2 separate regions of the Homo sapiens genome follow, and region 1 is linked to region 2. The links are chromatin contacts, found by Hi-C or POLR2A ChIA-PET in ENCODE. All regions are on one chromosome and are shown on one strand. The core of a region is the stretch at or near the end of the contact, and the rest is flanking DNA. Distances in the headings are between cores, read along the strand shown.

The links. Hi-C counts contacts between places; a loop is a spot of excess contacts on that map. ChIA-PET counts read pairs that join two places held with the same protein, here RNA polymerase II (POLR2A).
Region 1: a loop to region 2 is called in a map of posterior cingulate gyrus, with 6 times the contacts of the local background. The contact joins two enhancer-like sites. A Hi-C loop is called at or near these places in 1 of 168 maps with a recorded cell type or tissue (posterior cingulate gyrus). POLR2A ChIA-PET finds 5 or more read pairs at or near these places in 1 of 52 experiments (activated CD8-positive, alpha-beta memory T cell).

What each region holds. Positions count from the first base shown.
Region 1 is chr4:53,854,304-53,857,003 of GRCh38, reverse strand. No RefSeq gene overlaps it. Among named protein-coding and RNA genes, the nearest start is that of CHIC2, 210 kb to the left of the region's middle. Within about 2 kb of position 1,428, at least 10 of the 41 ENCODE cell types and tissues checked have a DNase peak (open chromatin) inside an H3K27ac peak, as active enhancers do.
Region 2 is chr4:53,643,312-53,646,198 of GRCh38, reverse strand. It overlaps a transcript of LNX1 not described here. Among named protein-coding and RNA genes, the nearest start is that of LNX1-AS2, 52 kb to the right of the region's middle. Within about 2 kb of position 1,483, at least 9 of the 41 ENCODE cell types and tissues checked have a DNase peak (open chromatin) inside an H3K27ac peak, as active enhancers do.

The sequences.
Region 1 (2,700 bases), core at 179-2,678, 210 kb before region 2:
TTGAACAGTGGCCAAGAATGGTATATGTTCACCAAAAACCTGTTTCCTCTACCTCCTGGACCCAAAGCCAGACCACTTGCCTAGCTTTCCTTGCAGCTGTGTGGAGCCAAGTGCTTGAGTTTTGTGGGTAAAAGTGGGTTACACCACTTCCAGTCCAGGTCCATAGAAAGCTCACATACAGTCTTCCATGTTCCATGTTCATCCATAGGCTGACTGGATGTCCATGCCCAGGGTGACTTTGGAAGCCATATATTGAAGGCAGAGCCCCCATCAGTCTGGGTCTCTGGATATGGCCTCCTGCTATGCTCCCATCTCCAGCTGGTTAGCCTCTAACATTTTTCACTGTGTTAAGCCACAGGGACTTTGGAGTTTACCTGTTTTAGCATCTACTATTACTCTAATTCATATGCCAGCCCTCCCTACAAGTCATTCCCTACATTCTTTGACACCTTCTAACTGATGGTACGTACCTATAGTAATACAAAGAGCGAAGAATGAGCTTTGAGAGCTGAGCAACCTGCAGTACAGTAACAAAGGAAGATTATCTTCCTGGGTTTTGGACAACCCAGAGAACTGAAAGGGTAAAGCATATGGTCAGTGGCCAATCTACAGTTTTGGGTGGAGAGTCCTTTTACAATCCTATTCCTGAGCCATCTCCCACTGCCATAAAACTTTCCATAATTCCAGTCATTGAAGTGGTGGCAGAGTTTTTGGAGAAAGCCTTCCCTTAATACTATTCAAAACCTTCAGTATGCAGTGGTTATGCTTACAACGTGTCCCTCTCAGAACACTTTTCTGCAATGGGGTCAACATGTTTCCCCACAAAGCATGAATCCTGGAAATGCCTGACTAACTCCAGCATCATGTCTTATGGGGGCGAAATAGTTCTGCTATCTGGCTCTAGGAATGCAGCCTTCCTAATTTCAAGTAATTCATCTCCTAGGGGTGTTTTTGTGTTTTTCTTGGTCAACTACACAGTCATCGCATTTTGCAGCCAGGAGCAATTTGTTTCTCTGAAACCATCCAGCTTACAAGCTTTGCTTTCCAACCAGGAAGGGAGTTGTGGTGAACAGTCCTGTCTGACACAGACTGATTCATTATTGAATTAGGGAAATAATTTCTTGTCATCTTATTAGAATATGCATTTGGCAGCTGGATAAGATTGCATTTCAGTTTGTAAAAGAACAGTGAAAAACATGGGTCTCGTTGAGCTTGTGTGTGACTATGTGTATTTGTGTCGTTGAGCTTGTGTGTGACTATGTGTATCTGTGTTTTATTATGCAATGAGACTAAAAAAATAGAAGCAAGATTCTGAAAGCCCCAGAGCATGCATGACTTGTCATGAAAACGGGAAGCAGATTTTCTGGCAAGACTGAGTGTAGGTCCAGTTAAATTGTTTTGAATCTGATGATTTAGATATAACGTCTGATGAAGTATGATTTAGATATAAAATCTATGGTAAAGTAAAGCATAGCCCTAGCTGGTTGACTCAACACAGGCAGGCAGGAAACATGAGGCTATACTTTGTTTTTGTCAATTACAGGGAGCCCTCCCAGCTACACACACCTATGTGTTTGAGGAAGATAACTTCAGAAAGACTGTGTAGTTGGACTGTATTATACCATTCATCTAAAAAATTGGGAAATGAGAATCTGAGGTTTGGGACTCTGATGATAGAATCATACTATTATATGTTGCAACAAGGGTAAGATTGATCCACTTACTGACTGATTCATTCATTCAACATGTGTTTATTGTACAGCTGCTGCGTTAGAGGTTCTGGGCTAGGCCCTGGGGGTATAATGGCAAATAATGCAGAGTGAGTTTCTGCCCCTGTGGAGTTTATAGTCCCGTGGCGAATACAGGTCAATAAGCAGACTCAGTTATAGTGGAGGGCTGGGAATGCAATGAAATGGGTAGTGTAGTTGCTAAGGGAGGCCAGGGAAGGGTCAGCCAACCCAGTTCTGTGGAAGGGTCAGGAAAGGCTTCTTGGAAGAAATGATGTCTAGACAATGACATAAAAGATGAGGGGCAATCAGCTAGGCACAAGGCTGTGGTGGGGGCCAGGGAGAATTTGGTGAGGGAAGGGAATGAGCTACAGACCTTCAAGCAGAGGGAATTGCAGAAAGCATGGTGTATTGTAGGAACTGGGAGAAAATAACAAACGCCTAGATTCTAACACATGAAGCAGGAAAAGAGTGAAGGCAGGGGTCAGATCTTGCAGAGATTTGCGGAACATTTAGAAAGGCTGAACTTTATTTCAAGATAAATAGAAGTTATTGAACAAGCCAAAATATATCTTGATCTTAATCGGTCCTATTTTTGCAGGGATTGGGGGTGCAGGAAGAGGAGGTAAATACATGTCAGGAAACCAGACCAAATTCACACAGTGGGCAGTTTGGTGGTGGTGGCAGTTTCAGCAGGACAGCTGCAGAACTTATGGATCCTCATGGCTGGTGTGCTGCGATGGCGTTGCTTTCACCTTCTGCTATAACACTAATTTTGTTCTATTTTCTTACAGATATTCTCTCCAGATATCTAACTCAATCTAAATTATCAGTGCAAACAAGGTGAAAATGAGGAGTAAGTACTGCAAAGTGATAAATAACCTAAATCATACATCTGATTTTGGAATGTGACCACATAAATGGGCACAGTGCACATACTCATACTCACTGGCATACTCACACTTTTTTGAAA
Region 2 (2,887 bases), core at 234-2,733:
TAAACAAGAATTTAAATCAAGAACAAGGGAAATATGAGAATAGGATGATAAGACCAATAGAAATACAAACCAGGTATGGATGTCATAAGAGCCTTCATGACTGGTATAGTTGGGCATCAGATTCAACTGAGCTTCCTGGCAACCAAAGCAAAAGGGAAATATCCCCAATTACATCATTCTCATTTTTCAGAAAGGAATAAATAAAGCAATTCCTTTATAAGTACCAAGCTTTCCTCATCTGACTTGGAGTAGAAATTGAGTATATCAGCTTTATAAGAAAACTCTGAGTGAAATAGTAATCAGTATGAAATAGTAATCAATATCCTCACCAATGCATGCCCAGGAGTCTGGTATTTCATACGGTTTCAGATATTCATTCAAAACATCTTTATTGAGACACAGGTTCTACAGATGCCAACATGCCTGATATTTTTTTCTAGTGGCATACTTCACCTAAACTAAACTCAGGGAAGGTGGTCATGTGAGAGGCCAAGATAATGCAGTGTAGACCCCTTGTTCCTGCTGATCTCAATCCACAGAGTATTTGGGAGAATGAACAGAATGCCTCTCATTCAAACTATATTCCTCCCATAAAGCTCTTTTCTGAGCTGGTTAGAGAGAAAGTAAAGATTATAATTAACAGTTCTTTGCAACGTGCCTCAATGTCTGCCAATCCTATTACTCAGAAGGCAATTTCAGTGGCCCTTGCTCTTTGGGCTTGAGTAGGCAAATCCACCTTCCCTTTTCTGGAATAGACCCCATTGGGTAACCCCAATGGTAGTGCACACTGACAACTTAATGCTGAGAACAGCCCACAGCAGGGAAGGCAATGACCAAATATCTTCATTCACCCTCTGCACAAGAGGGCTCTGCCAAACTCCAGGCTGGTGACCAAAGGCCAGGAAATCTAGCCTGTCTTCTAGAATGTTCCTGGGGAGCTCTGTCATGGCTCCAGCCTCCCGAGAGTTCCCTTGCCAAAGGAGCCCTTCCTCTGGATTCTTAATTTGTGTAAGGGCCACCGTGTATCCCGGAGTGTTTTTAGGTTACACTCCTGCCCCAGGAGAAAAACACAGGCAAAAATAGAGTTAAGCCAAACTTTCTGTTCTTTTTTGGCGTGGACACTGCCTGGCTGTGCCCTTATCACCTGGATCATCTTTTGGCTGTCTGGAGATTTCCTGGGCTCACTCTCCTGCTGTTGGCAAGAATTGAGGAGTTAGGTCTCAGGGCTGGGGCTAAGGTACTACTTCTCCCTCACTCTGTTGAAAACTGAGAAGCGCATTTTGACTGTGCTACTTGTAATCCTTACCCAGACTTCCTCCTCCCTGTTACCACATCTCTCCCTTACTCTGACTAAATATGCCCTTTGAGCCAACCTCACCAAACTGGTTCTCTGGGTTGGTAATAACGACCTTCCAGATATACTCTGAGCTCCCTCCAGCAGGAACCTCCCAGTCTCTGCCTGGCCATCTGGCAAGGAGGCCCTGCTGGTGCTGGGGTAACCTACCCAACCTGGGACACTATCCAAGTCACCTGACATGGAATCCCGCTCCCTCCTGGAATAGGACAGCCTATGAGTTCCCAGGTATTTGCTATGAGAGTCCCAGCTAGTGGTGTGTTTTCTGATAAACTTCATTGTGTAAATTTCTTATCATGGACTGCAAACTAACATATAGCATATGTCAACACAGGTACATAAATACTTCAATATATAATACATCAGTCTAGCTTAAGTCACTTTACATTTATTTCTTGTTTTGGGGTTTTGTTTGTTTTGTTTTTGTTTGTTCGTTTTGTTTTGAGATAGACTCTCACTCTGTTGCCCAGGCTGGAGTGCAGTGGCGTGATCTCGGCTCACTGCAACCCTCCACCTCCTGGGTTCAAGCGATTTTCGTGCCTCAGCCTCCCAAGTAGCTAGGGCTACAGGAGCATGCCACCATAACCATCTAATTTTTGTATTTTTAGTAGAGACAGAGTTTCATCATGCTGGCCAGGCTGGTCTCAAACTCCTGGCCTCAAGTGATTCACTCACCTCCCCATCCCAAAGTGCTAGGATGGATTACAGACATGAGCCACCGTTCCTGACCTCCATTTACTTTTTTTTATCACTAGAATGAAGTACAAAACATAGTAAGTGCAGTCTACCCACGGGGTTTTGCTTTTGAGGAGCAGGGATTATTATTAATAAGACTTTTAGAGTAAATAATTTTGTAGACTAATAAAAATGTACACCAACTGTGGCTGAGTGGCTAGAGAACACAGCTGGCAAGGTGCTTTGTGTCAGGTCATGCTCCATTCATGAAATAATAATAATCACTGTCACTTACTGAATTCTTCCCATGTGCTAGGCCCCAACAAACTTTTTACATGGTTTGACTTCTCTTGTTTAATTTTCATAATTCTGAAAAGTCCTATTGTTATTTCCATGTTTCAGGTGAAGAAACTGAGGTTCAAAGAGCTTTAGCAAGCTGCCCAAGGTTACCAGGCAGCAGGACCTGGGTTTGAAAACAGGTCTGTTACACTCCAAAGCTCTCAACAGGAGGGAGAAGGAAAATGAGGAGAAAGGGAAGAGAGAGGGCGAGAGGTCTTGGGCAGCTAGTTCTTCAGTCCCCTGAATTTTGTTACCCTATCTCTGTGTCTATATCACAGCCTTCTTGGATTAATGAACAAAGAACCCCTTTCTCAGACTACATCAGCCACCCTCTGTCCACTCTGCTTGACACCTGATTAGATCATAAAGACCAAGGTTTCTTGACCGGGATGGTGTCTCAGCCCTGTAATCCCAGCACTTTGGAAGGCCAAGGTGGGAGGATCACTTGAGCCCGGGAGTTTGAGATCAGCCTGGGCAACAGAGGGAGACCCTGTCTCTACAAAAAACTTAAAAATTAGC